Linked DNA regions of Homo sapiens: region 2 is linked to region 1. The links are chromatin loops, found by intact Hi-C in ENCODE. Cell type or tissue: OCI-LY7. All regions are shown on one strand. Links, peaks and the distances in the headings refer to the core of each region. The heading gives the core; the rest is flanking DNA.

Region 1 (6,302 bases), core at 2,449-4,948:
GGACGTGAATTCTAGAACTTTCTCTCCTCAAATATTTAGAACAGGTTGACATGGTACACAACGTTCTTAAAAGAGCTTAGCAAGAGGACGGAGGCTCAGCATTTGAAGGAAGCTGAGTGAGACAGATTAACTAATAAACAAGTCAAGTCACCAGTTAAGAATTGGTCCAGGCATAGTTGCTCATGCCTATAGTACCAGCACTTTGGGAGGCCAAGGCAGGAGGATCACGGGAGCTCAGGAGTTTAAGACCAGCCTGAGCACCATAGGAAGTCTTCATTTCTACAAATAATTAGCCCGGAATGGTGGCACAAACCTGTGGCCCCACCTACTCGGGGGGCTGAGGCGGGAGGATCGCTTGAGCCTGGGAAGTGCAGTGGCGTGATCATAGCTCACTGCAGCCTCCACTTCCCAGGCTGAAGCGATCCTCCCTGTGTCCTCACATGGTCATCCCTCTGTGTGTGGCTGTATCCTTTTATTTTCTTGAAGACAGGGTCTCGCTCTGGCCCAGCAAAGAGTGCAGTGGTGCGATCATAGCTCACTGCATCCTGGACCTCCTGGGCTCAAGCGATCCTCCTACCTCAGCCTCCTGAGTGGCTGGGACCACAGGCGTACACCACTACACCTAGCTAATATATATATGTTTTCTAGATACAGAGTCTCCTTATGTTGCCCAGGCTGGTCTCAAATTCCTGGCCTCAAGCAATCCTCCCGTCTCAGTCTCCCAAGTAGTCGGGTCTACCAGCACGCACCACCATGCCCAGGTAATTTTAAAACTTTTTGCGGCTGGGTGCGGTGGCTCATGCCTGTAATCCCAGAACTTTGGGAGGCCGAGGCAGGCAGATCACTGAGGTCAGGAGTTAAAGACCAGCCTGGCCAACATGGTGAAACCCCGTCTCTGCTATATATACAAAAATTAACCAGGCGTGGTAGAGGGCGCCTGTAGTCCCAGGTACTCGGGAGGCTGAGGCAGGAGAATCGCTTGAACCCGGGAGGCAGAGGTTGCAGTGAGCCGAGATTGTGCCACTGCACTCCAGCCTGGGTGATAGAGGGAGACTCCGTCTCAAAAAAAAAAAAAAAGAAAAAAAAAATCAAAAACTTTGTAGAGACAGTCTTGCTATGTTGCCCAGGCTGGTCTCGAACTCTTGGCCTCAATGTATCCTCTCGCCTGGGCCTCCCAAAGTGCTGGGATTACAGCACTTGGCTCCAGCTTGACCTTTGTTGGTAGAACTACTCAGAAAATATGACCGATTTAGAAATTGGGTGGTGCCAAGTAAACCCCACCCAAACCTATCCCCGCACCAGTTCTCATCTACCTTTTTCGCGTGTTGGGGAACTAGCAAGGCAGGGGCTGCCGCTCGCGGGGGCTTGGCCTCCCTCACGCAGCTCAGCCTCTGAGCGCAAGGCACAGGGCTCTCGCGCTACGGCCGCCACCCGCCCCGAGGCCCCGGTCCCCTCCCCTCACCGCCGCACCAGGACAGCGCGGCCAAGAGCCGGGCCTTTCGGGGGCTGGTGCGGACGTGGCCAGAGATGCCCGAGGAGAAGCAAGAGACCATGGGTATGCGGCGGTCACGGGCCTCTCCGGCCCGGGAGACGGACGTTATGGCTGGCAGCGTCTCGATACCAAATGTTTCCAGACCATATGCTTGCCGCTTCCCGCACTTGGAAAGACCAATCGTTAGGCCCGAGGATGCAAGACCCACCCACTTTGCGATGGAGGCAGCCAATCCAGTTGCTCGTTACTTCCAGTGTCGCAGGCGCCCTTACGAAAGATCCTGTCCAATCGCTACCGGGAACGTCCTCCTAGTCCCGCCTCAGGGCCATCGCAGAGGCTGTCAATGCCGTCTGACCCCTTTACCCCATTGGCGTACTTCCTTCCGACACCATGACATGCACAGCACCAGGCCGGGGCGGGTCAATGGCGGTGGCGGAAACGGCGGGCCACTGCGCGGGAACGGGTTACGCGGCTGACGTCCGCCGCAGCAGCCGCTGGGTCCTGGAGGCAGAAGCCTCCCTGAGAAGCGCACAATAGGCAGGGCGCGGTGGCTCACGCCTGTAATCCCAGCACTTTGGGAGGCTCAGGCGGGCGGATCACAAGGTCAGGAGATCGAGACCATCCTGGCTAACACGGTGAAACCCCGTCTCTACTAAAACTACAAAAAATTAGCCGGGCATGGTGGCGGGCGCCTATGGTCCCAGCTACTCGGGAGGTTGAGGCAGGAGAATGGCATGAACCCGGGAGGCAGAGCTTGCAGTGAGCCGAGATCGCGCCACTGCACTCCAGCCTGGGCGACAGAGCAAGACTCCGTCTCCAAAAAAAAAGAGAGAAGCGCACAATGGACCAAGGGCTCTTGCCGGAGAGGCGCCGCCGCCGAACCCGCAGCCAGACGCCCCTCAGTAGCGCCCGCAGCGGGTGCCGCGGCTCTCGCCTAAACCATGGGCGCACCCGAGGGGCGGGCTCGCCTCCCGTCGGCCCTCACAGCTCGGCTGGGCTCGGAGTCCGCTCCGCCGTCGCCTTCCCGCTGGGGCCGGGAAACGCAGCCGCGGAGCCGCACAGCCCTTGCAGCCGGATGAGAGGCCCCGCTGGCCTCAGGACGGTGGTCGGGGCGGCGGGCGGGGGCATTCGTGCAGCCTTGTGGCCTGCAGGCGCTCCCCGTCGGCAAAGCTGCGCCGCAGGCCTCGGGGCGGGCCTAGGGGCCAATAGGGGGCTCCGGGGTGGGCCTGGAGGCCTGAGGCCACCGGGGGTCCCCGGGCAGGTGATGGGGGCTTGCGGAGCGGGGGCGCCGACCTCTGACCCACGAGAGGGGCGCCTTCGCGGTGCTGGTCGTAGTTATTCTCAGCGTCCCTATTATCCGATTTGAAATGAGAGCAGGCGGCTCTCGGGCTCCGAGCCGGAGGGGGCGGGCGAACTGGGAGCAATGTGTACATTCCACGCCTAGAACCCTGCCGCTGGGCAAATGGAGGCCCGTGTCCCTGCGGTCGCTGCCTGGGAGGGCGCACGAGGTCCCCCAGGCGAGGTGACCCACAGGAGGTTTTGTGACATTGGGCGGCCCAGTCCTGGGGGTGGTGTGTGCTAGTGGTGGAGGGCGGCCTCCTAGAGGAGCCGTCAGCCTTCCAGGGAAGGCACCTGGCCGGTCGGGGAGACTCCCCGGGGCTGCGGGGGAAGCTCCACCTCCTCGAGCGCCCCCCGGGGAGACCCAGGACGCAGGGGTAGCCCTGCGCGGAGTTCTTGGTGGCTCCAGGTGACGCTGTCATAGGACAAAGGGCCCCGGGTGCCGACCTCCTGTGGAGGGCCCTGCCCCGCTGCGGCTGAGGAGGTCGGCACCCGGGGCCCTTTGTCCTATGACAGCGTCACCTGGAGCCACCAAGAACTGGAAGAGGCAGGAAGGAACACCCCCTAGAGCCTCCAGGGGGAGTCCAGCCCTGCCCACAACTTGATCTCAGATTCCTGGTTTCCAATACTGGAAAGAATAAACTTCTGTTACTTTCAGCCACCCAAATTGTGGTTATTTGCTTCAGCATCCATAGGAATTTAAAAACTAAGAGGTATGAATTTTATGTTGCTGCCAAAAGGCTTTTTCTAGGACAAGTAGATATTTAACCTAGATAGTTGTAGCCTTTTCTCGTCTTCATTGGGATCAGAACTCAGTTGATGGCCTCTGTCCTCCTATCTCAATGTTGATTTTACTTTCTCTTTAATCCTGTTCTAAAGCAGTGACCCTTTTAATATTGCTTAAGTAAATATCAATGTTTTTCTGGTCAGTGTGAGACCAGAAACCTTTTTACTTTGGGTCTGAGAAGGAGAAGTATTTTCCCTCCTTCTCCTCTTTTTAGAGATGGGGTCTCTCCGCTGCCCAGGCTACAGTGCAGTGGCATAATCCTAGCTCACTGCATCCTCAAACTCCTGGGCTCAAGTGATCTTCCGGCCTCAGCTTGCTGAAAAGCTGAAACCACAGGTGTGTGCCACTATGCCCTACATATATATATTTTAACTTATTTGTAGAAATGAGGTTTCACTATGTTGCCCAGGCTCGTCTCAGACCTCTGATCTCAAGTGTTCCTCCTCTTTGGCCTCCCAAAGCACTGGGATTACAGGTGTGAGCCACCATGCTTTGGCATGGTGGGGTATGCAGTAGGAGAGCAGGGGTGGTGGTAGTGTCTCCATATGTACTCTCACTAAAACTGGTGTGGGCAGATACTGGATGCCTACTTATTTAGGGGCATCTAAATTCCTGTGCTAAATTAGAAAACAGAGGCAGCTCTTGAAAGGAGTGATGGCGTGAAGGAGAGATGCTTGGACCAACCAGCACACAGCCCTTATAAATAATTGATACCCTTGGTTTTAATGCCACGTCCTCTTCAACAGTTGTTGGTTGAAATGACACGTGATTCCAGGTAAGCTTTTCCAGATAAATTGCCCTGGAACTTCAGACTTTGTCAGGTGAATCGATGTGGAATTTCAGAATGGGCTGGAATGTCTGAGATGGGCATGTCCGATATTCAGCTCAGTGTGGGGAAACTGGTGGCCAGGGCTGGTTGCAAGCTGAGTTGTAGGGGTGACAGTTCACCTGAGAAACAAAAAAACATGCAAGTCCTGGTTCATGAGGAGTGATTTCACAAATAGTGACCATGGAAGTCAATGTTGAAAAACAAATAGATTCAGGGCATAAGGGTGCAGGTTTGTTACGTGGATATATTGCCTAGCGGTGGGGATTGGCCTTCTAACCCCCAAACAGTGAACATAATACCAGATAGGTAATTTTTCCACCCTCATCCCCTCCCACCTTCCCCCTTTTTAAGGTGTCCTGTGTCTGTTAATGTCATTCTATAGGTCCATGTGTACCCATTTTTTTTAACTCCCACTTATAAGCGAGGACATGTGGTATTTGATTTTCTGTTTGAGTTATTTCACTTAGGATATTGACCCGCAGCTCCATTTATGTTGCTGCAAAAGATATAGTTTCATTCTTTTTTATAGATGCATAGTATTCCTTGGTGTGTGTATACCACATTTTCTTCATCCAATGAACATTCAGGTTCATTCCATGATTTTGCTATTGTGAATTGTGCTGTAATAAAAATATAAGTGTAGGTGTCTATTCTGATAATTTCTTTCCTTTGGGTAGATAACCATTACTGGAGTTGCTGGGTCAAAGGGTAGATCTATTTTTAGTTCTCTGAGAAATCTACATACTGTTTTCTATAGAGATTGTACAATTTTACATTCTCACCAACAGCGTATAAGCAAGCGTTCCCTTCTTTGCATTCTCGCCAAGAGGTCAACGTTTTTCTACAAGACAAAAATGTAGATTGGTAGATGATAGATAGATCAATGACAGGTAGATGGAATACATAGATGATAGATAATAATAGGTAGGTAGATGATAAATGGAATAGATAGATGGAATAAATGGATAGATAGAATATAGTAATAAAATGCATCTACCTGAAAATAGAGAAGAAAAAGATTGTGGGACTTTCCACTCTATAACCCTGGAGCAAAGAAAATAGCATTAATGAAAAAGCAAAGAATGGGAAAGTAAAATTTTTTAGTCAGAACCACCCTTCCAGCAGAAAAGAATAGTGCAAGCAAAATATTAAGCATTTCATATGCATTTGTGTAGGCTATGGGAACTATTACAAAAAGGTGGATGTCGCATGTTTCAATGCTTTTTTTTTTTCTTTTTTTTGAGACAGAGTCTCACTCTGTCGCCCAGGCTGGAGTGCAGTGAAGTGATCTTGGCTCACTGCAACCTCCGCTTTCTGGGTTCAATCTCCCAAATAGCTGGGATTATAGTCTCCTGCCGCCATGCCCGGCTAATTTTTTTTTTCTTTTTAATAGAGATGGGGTTTCACCATGTTGTCCAGGCTGGTCTTGAACTCCTAACCTCAAGTGATCACCTGCCTCAACCTCCCAAAGTGCAGAGATTATAGGCGTGAGCCACCGTGCCCGGACTCAATACATTTTTAATATACACAGAGCTTTGCCACATTTTGGAGGGTTGCCTAGTGTTGGAATTTCTGGATTTTTATTTTTTATATTTGTGTTTCTCCCTTTTAGTTTGATGTAATGCAACTCAGTAGATTTTCTTATTGAAATAAAATCTCAGGCTCTCTCCATTGCATAGGCTGAAGCAGGTATGACGTAGGACACTGGCTGGATTCAGACCCTTGAGGGAGGCCGGGCGCGGTGGCTCATGCCTGTAATCCCAGCACTTTAGGAGGCTGAGGCAGGCAGATCACTTGAGGTCAGGAGTTTGAGACCAGCCTGGCCAACATGGTGAAACCCCGTCTCTACCAAAAAA
Region 2 (7,089 bases), core at 2,001-4,500, 670 kb before region 1:
TCTAATTTCTTGGGGGAGAATGAGGTGCCAAAGACAGGAAGGGAGGAGGAGTTCAGACAGAAGACATTCATGCAGGAAGTACAACACACACACACACACACACACACATGCACACGCACATACATTCACACAAACACAAGAGGAGTAGGGTGGACACTTCAATAAAAGCAAGGACTAGAATGAAAAAATGCAGACCTGGCACGGTGGCTCTTGCCTGTAATCCCAGCACTTTGGGAGGCCAAGGCGAGAAGATTGCTTGAGCCCAGGAGTTTGAGACCAGCCCGGGCAACATGGTGAAACACCGTCTCTACAAAAAATGCAAAAAAATTAGCTGGGCATGGTGACACATACCTGTGGTCCTGGATAGTCGTGAGGCTGAGGTGGGAGGATCTTCTGAGCTTGGGAAGTTGATGCTGCAGTGAGCCAAGATTGCACCACTGCACTCCAGCCTGGCTGACAGAGGGAGACTCTCAACAAAACAAAAAACAAAACGAAAAAATGCAGAAGAAAAATATTTGTATAGGATAGCAAAAAGGAGCATCCACTTAATTGAAATAGCCATAGTATGCCAAAAAGTTTACAGGTGGTGAAGACAGATTAAAATAAAGCAGAGAAAGTTGTTAGCTTGGGGGTGGTCCTCATAATATGCAGACAATCAAGGTAAGTTGCTGTGTGATGATAATGGAAATGTGGATGTGAAGGTCAACAAAAAACAACGACATCACCTGTTTTGCAATTGCCCACTTCTGGTGTCTAATGGTCACCAAATGCTTCCATAGGCAATAGGAGATGAAGGGTGGGTGGGAAAAATAAAATGGCAATAAGAAACTATCCAAAGACATGAGGGTAACCTCCAGGCATTGCTGAGAGTGAGGGTAGAAAACAACAGTGCTAAAATGCACACATGATTACCATTTTGGATTCTCAACAAAGACTGGGGTTTTCATTTGTAAAGACTGTTAACTAATGTGCTCTTGAATTCCGTCATCCCTGCTGCCCAGATCTCCTGCACTGCCAAAAATTTAGCCAGAAAATCCGTGCGAGTCATCCTGCTAGTCTCCATAGACTAGAAATAAAAGTTAACTTGTTCCAAAACTTTTCTAATTAGATTGATTGAATTGTACTGTGCCTCAAAGTCATTTCTTTTCCAGCTCATTAAGCTCATCCTATAAAAACATATGACATTGTTCATATTCATTGCAAGTGGATTAATTATCCAGTATGAATTGTAGGTTCCAAATGCATTGAATCATATCATCATGGTGGGTGTAGTTTTTTAAAATCACTTCCAAAAGAGAGACATTTATTTTTGTCGGTTTCTTTGAGCCTCTCCTCATCTAAATGCTGTAAAGACAGAAAAAAATCCCGACACAATTTTTATAACTAGTGTAAGTATGTTGATAAATCCCACGATAATTCCCTCCACTGTTATTAGTTAAGAATTAAACTTTGTTATGCAAATGAATCAATATTGAGACATACATGTCAAATAGGGAACAAAATGTCTTAAAACTTATTTTTTCTGCAGAGTTTTCTTTTTCCAAAGTGTACAAAAGTCTATCATTCTTGGATGTTTTCTTAAGTTTATTAATAACTTTGAACACCACCTTTATCGATTTTTAGAATTGTTAACCAGGATTTCTTGACAAACAGGTTATGCTGATTTGAATCAGGCCATCAATTGAAAAAAATGCCTAAAGTTTTAATATTTAAGTGTGCTGAAATAAACTGGTGTCACCCTAAGTAACAGAGAAAGCCTCTGTAAAAGAAAAGATATTTATTTGGGAATGTAGCATTGCAGTGGAAATTCGCATGCCATAGGAAACTATGTGCATATTTGGTGGGGGAAGGAAGACAAAGATTTTTTGTAAGAGAAGTATTACTTAATTGTTTTGAAATAATTATCTGTGGCTACAAAGATCGATAACAAAGATGGGACAGGCACGGTGGCTCACACCTATAGTCCCAGCACTTTGGGAAGCCAAGGCAGGAGGATTACGTGAGCCCAGGAGTTCAAGATCAGCCAGGGCAATATAGTGAGACCCTGTCTCTACAAAAAAAAAAAAAAGAAAAGAAAAGAAAGGAAAGAAACAAAGACAGGAAAGAAAGAAACAAGCAAAAAATAACAAAGAAAGGAGAGACAAAAAAGAAAGAAAGAGAAGAAAGAAGAAGAAAGGAGAAGAAGAAGAAGGAGGAGGAGGAGGAAGAAGAAGGAGGAGGAGGTGGGGGAGGAAGAGGAAGGAGGGAAAAAGACAAAGAAAGGAGAGAAAGAAAAAGAAAGAAAGAAAAGAAAAAGAAAGAAAGGAAAAAAATAGAAGGAAAGAGGACAGACAGAGAAAAAAAAGAAAGAAAAAGAAAGACAAGGGTGAAAAAGGAAGTGTGTCTTTCTCAGGAGAGTAACAGGAAGTGTGTCCTGCACAGGACAAGAATAGAAATTGTGTGCTGCACAGGGTAGGAACAGTAAGTGTGTCCTGCGAAGAAGAGACACAGGAAGCGTGTCTCACAAAGAGGAGGAACAGGAAGTGTGTTCTGTACAGGGAGAAACAAGAAGTGTATCCTGCACAAGAGAGGAACAGAAAGTGTGTGCTGCACAGGGGAGAAATAGGAAGTGTGTCCTGCACAAGGGCGACACAGGAAATGTGTCCAGTGCAGGGGAGACACAGGAAGTGTTTCCTGAAAAGGGGAGGTATAGGAAGTGTGTCCTGAACAAAGGATGAACAGAAGGTGTGTCCTGTACAGGAGAGGAACAGAAAGTGTGTGCTTCACTGATAGGAGTAAGAAGTGTGTCCTGCAAAAACGAAGTGCAGGAGGTGTGTCCTGCACAGGGAAAGAACAGGAAATTTGTCATGCACAGGAGAGACACAAAAAGTGCATCCTACACAGGGGAGAAACAGGAAGAGTGAGTCTCATGAGAGTAACAGGAAGTGTGTCCTGCACAGGGGAGATAAGGAAGTGTGTCCTTCACACGGGAGACACAGGAAGTGTGTCCTGCACAGAGGAGGAACAGGAAGTGTATCCTTCACAGGGGAGATACAGGAAGTGTGTCCTGCACAGAGTGGGACCAAGAAGTGTGTCTCAGGAGAGTAACAGGAAGTGAGTCCTTCACAGGAAAGACACAGGAAGTGTGTCTTGCACAGGGGAGGTACAGGAAGTGTGTCTGTCTCAGGAGAGTAACAAGAAGTCTGTCCTGCAGAGGGAAGGAACAGAAAGTGTGTCTGCCTTAGGAGAGTAACAAGAAGTCTGTCCTGCAGAGGGAAGGAACAGAAAGTGTATGTTCCACAGGGGAGGAACAGGAAGTGTGTCCTGCAAGGGGAGACACGGAACGTGTGTCCTGCACAGGGCAGGAACGGGAAGTGTGTCTTGCACAGAGGATAAACAGGATGTTTCTCCTGCACATGGGAGTCACAAGAAGTGTGTCCTGCACAGAAAAGAAACAGGAAGTGTATGCCATACAGGGGAGAAAGAGGAAATTTGTTTTTTACAGAAGAGAAATAGAAAGTGTATTCTGCACAGGGGAGGAACAGAAAATGTGTCCTTCACAGGGGGACACAGGAAGTGTGTCCTGCACAGGGGAGGAACAGAAAGTTTGTCCCTTACAGGAGAGAAAAAGGTAGTGGCCCATGTTGGTCTCGAACTCCTGACTCAAGGGATCCTCCAGCCTTGGCCTCCCAAAATGCAGGAATTACAGGCATAAGCCACTGTTCCTGACCCTCAGATCATTTCTTTATGGCCAGTTTTTACTTGGAAAGGCAGGTGGAGGGAATTAGAGTTATATTTTTAGGTTTTATGCTTGGCTTTGGGGAAAAGGGGGTCTTGTTTCTAGGACTCGCCTTGGGGAGGAGGGTTTCTAATTTCTACCGTGCCTTGGGTCAGAGTGGGACTGAGATACTCAAGATGGCGAGTAAAGTGATGTCTGATCGTCCTCACTGCTACACTCCTACCAGCGCCATGACAGTTTACAAATGCCATGGCAACGTCAGGTAGTTACCCCATACAGTGGAAAAAGAGGAGACAGGAATAATCCACCCCTTGTTTAGCATATCATCAAGAAATAACCATAAAAATGGGCAACCAGCAGCCCTCAGGGCTATTCTTGTCTATGGAGTAGCCGTTCTTTTGTTCCTTTACTTTCGTAATAAACTTGCTTTCACTTTACTCTATAGACTCGCCCCGAATTCTTTCTTGCGCCAGATCCAAGAACCCTCTCTTGGGGTCTGTTTCCTGGACCCCTTTCCTGTAACAATATTTGTTCAAAATAAATCTCTTCAAATATTTTACAGACTTTGACTCTTTTCATTGACATTCCTGTGAGTCAGGGGTGAGAAAAATAATGACGTTTTTGGGAAGAGAGAAAAAACCTGTACCTGATGGAACACAAGGATTTGTTTTCTCTCTCATCCTGGGCCCGTTGGCTTTTTAAGTATAGCTACCCCAGGTATTTGTGCGTGCTCTCTCTCTCTCTCCTTTTCTTTCTCTCTCTCTCATACACATTCCCCCCTTTTCCTTCCCCCCTTCCTTTTTCCCTCTCTTTTCTCTACCTGTCTTCCTCCCTTGTCTCTCCTTACTTTCTTTCTTCTCTCTCTCTGCTTCTCTTTTCTCCCTGGTCTCTCTCTCTCTCTCTCTCTCTCCCTCTCTTCTTCCTATCCTCTCTCTTCTCTCTCTGTCTCTAACTTTGTTTCTCATATTCTCTTCTCTCTCTCTCCACTTTTTCTCTCCTTTCTGACTTCCTTACTCTTTCTTTCCCCTCTGTCCTTCTCCTTTTCTTCCCCATCTCCTCCTCTTCCTCCTTTCTTCTCCTTCTTTCTTCTTCTCTTTCTCCTCCTTTTCTTTTCCTCTCTTGTCTTCCTCTCTCTTTCTCTTTCTCTTCTTTTCCCTCTCTCTTCTCTCTGTCTCTCATTTTTCTTATTCTCTCTCTGTCTCTCTCTGTCTTCCTCTCTCCCGCTCACCTCTCCTTTTCCATTAAAGTCTGCAAAGAGTTCCCATTTCTTCTAGCAATTGAGATTTCTAGACATCACCAGGGTGGCTCATATATACCCTAGGATGTGATTACCTATTTGGGCTGTTGAAGGAGTGAAGGATGTGCCTTCCCAAAATATGCTGGATTGGTATCTTGCATATTTTGAGTTGAAAACACTAGAGAAATTGTAGTTTCAGAAAGTGCTAGCCGACCTGTTTCTTCCTGTAGGCAGCAAGCCATAAAGATTCCTTTGGGAGGGGACTCCTCCCCGTACCAGGGTGAGAAAATAGCTCTCATCACCAGAGACTGGGCTTTGGAACCTGCAGTGGACCTCAACAAATGCACTTCCCACTAGTTTAACCCCTCCTATATATCTCCTTGTGACTTTCCCAGAAATTCACTGCCCCTAGCCAGATCCCCTTTGTTTTTCATTTCTTCTCAAATTTGTCATTCTTTGTTTAAAAAGCATAAAAGCATCTTGGTTTGGTCACCTCTTTGAACATCACGCTTAGGAAGATCCCCATGGTCCGTGGAAAATGAACAAAATCTGTATGTTTTCCTTTGTTAATCTGCCTAGCATCGACTTGGTTTCTAGTTGCAGCTACAGAGCTCACTAAGAGCTAAAGGAGGTTGAAGGGGACCTCTGGCTCCCCCTCCCCCATGCCATGCACACAAGGGAGCTGACCCACTGACCCCCTGGACGACTCATGGACAGCTCAGTGGGACGGGAGCTTTGGAGGTCATAGGAGTGTTTATGCAGACCCCAGAGTGGCTTCCTAGGAGGAACAGGATTCAGCAGATCAAAGTTTCCCAGCATCTGTGATAGTCTGAGGCCAGCAGGAGGGAAGGAAAACAAAGACTCTCAACCCCAGCCCCAGGTGTCATGAACATTCATGGGGGAGAAAGGGAGCAGAGAGTGTTGAGTCTCTGAAGAGGGGACAGTGGAAAACAGCTCTAAGCAGAAATTGCCGGCTTCACTTCACTTCTGTGCCTTTTCCCTCTGCTGTCTCCTGAATTACATTTGTTTTTCCACAAAAGAAAAAGAAAGAAAGAAAGAAAGAAAGAGAAGGATTCTTCTGCCTTTGGTAACCATGCATGAGAATGTTCACATTTCTTCTTCTCTTCTCCTCCCTCTCCTTTTCCTCTCTCCTCCTCCTCCTCCTCCCTCTTCCTTCTTCTTCTTTTTCTTCCTCTTCTTCTTCTTCTTCTTCTTCTTCTTCTTCTTCTTCTTCTTCTTCTTCTTCTTCTTCTTCTTCTCCTCCTCCTCCTCCTCCTCCTCTCCCTCCTCCTCTTCCTCATCCTTCTTCTTCTTAAGACAGGGTCTCACTCTGTCACCCAGGCTGGACAATCATAGCTCACTGCAGCTTCAACCTCCTGGGCTCAAGCAATCCTCCCACCTCAACCTCCCAAGTAGCTGGGACTACAGGTATATGCCACTACGCCCAGCTAATTTTTGTATTTTTTTTGTATAGATAAGACCTTGCTATGTTGTCCAGGCTGTTCTTGAACTCCTGGCCTTAAGTGATCCTCCTGCCTCAGCCTCCCGAAGTGCTGGGATTACAGGCATGAGCCACCACACCTGGCAAGGATGTCTAGAGTTCTAAGAGCCTGTGGACAAGCTCTAAGAAGAAATCTCTTTTGTTCTCTGGCACAAATTGCCACAGGTCCCTTTTCCCACGACTTATGTTTCTGTCCTTAGCACTAATGGTTTCCACCTTGTGAGGGGTGAGGCTGTTTTCTCCCAACCATATGGGAATATGCATGTTAGGACTTTTCGTGGTATAAGCTCTAATGGGATTTCCAAGTAAGAAAAAATTTGCTAGTCTCAGGATTTTAGTTTTGTTGTTACACCTTTTCACGTTTCTGTGGGGTGGTGAGGTAGGAGGAATGTCTCTTTTTCCCTTTTAATTTTTGAAACTGCCTTTTCTTCTTTTTAAGGATGAGTGTTCACAAATTGTAAAAACTTCCATGAAGCATGAACAAGGTGAGTCACAGCCTCGTGAGTCTCTATAGTTGCCAGCGTTGACTGAAGTGATTGTAGGGAGAGTAAGAGCACCTGTCTTCATCCCTTACTGCTCCATTCTGAAAGCTCCATTTTATTTTCCAAAAATGTACCCCATAATTCACTGCTC

What was found. Peaks named below come from ENCODE experiments on the same cell type or tissue, not always from the same donor. Only the 100,000 strongest peaks of a DNase experiment are listed, where the experiment ranks them.
Region 2: it touches region 1 in a loop (14-fold over the local background); 1 of 110 quality-filtered maps calls a loop at or near these places.

What each region holds. Positions count from the first base shown.
Region 1 is chrX:3,813,214-3,819,515 of GRCh38, forward strand. It overlaps the pseudogene LOC389906. Among named protein-coding and RNA genes, the nearest start is that of TRI-GAT1-1, 22 kb to the right of the region's middle. RefSeq lists silencers at 1,346-1,515, 1,946-2,025, 2,386-2,865, 3,156-3,295 and an enhancer at 1,696-1,745. In OCI-LY7, for the core only: a CTCF peak has its summit at 3,422 (motif pointing right); DNase peaks (open chromatin) are centred at 2,508 and 3,258; H3K4me3 peaks cover 1,573 bases; H3K27ac peaks cover 1,489 bases.
Region 2 is chrX:3,140,193-3,147,281 of GRCh38, forward strand. No RefSeq gene overlaps it. Among named protein-coding and RNA genes, the nearest start is that of ARSF, 100 kb to the left of the region's middle. In OCI-LY7, for the core only: no CTCF peak of the experiment used is centred there; DNase peaks (open chromatin) are centred at 2,589 and 3,039; H3K4me3 peaks cover 1,400 bases; H3K27ac peaks cover 1,616 bases.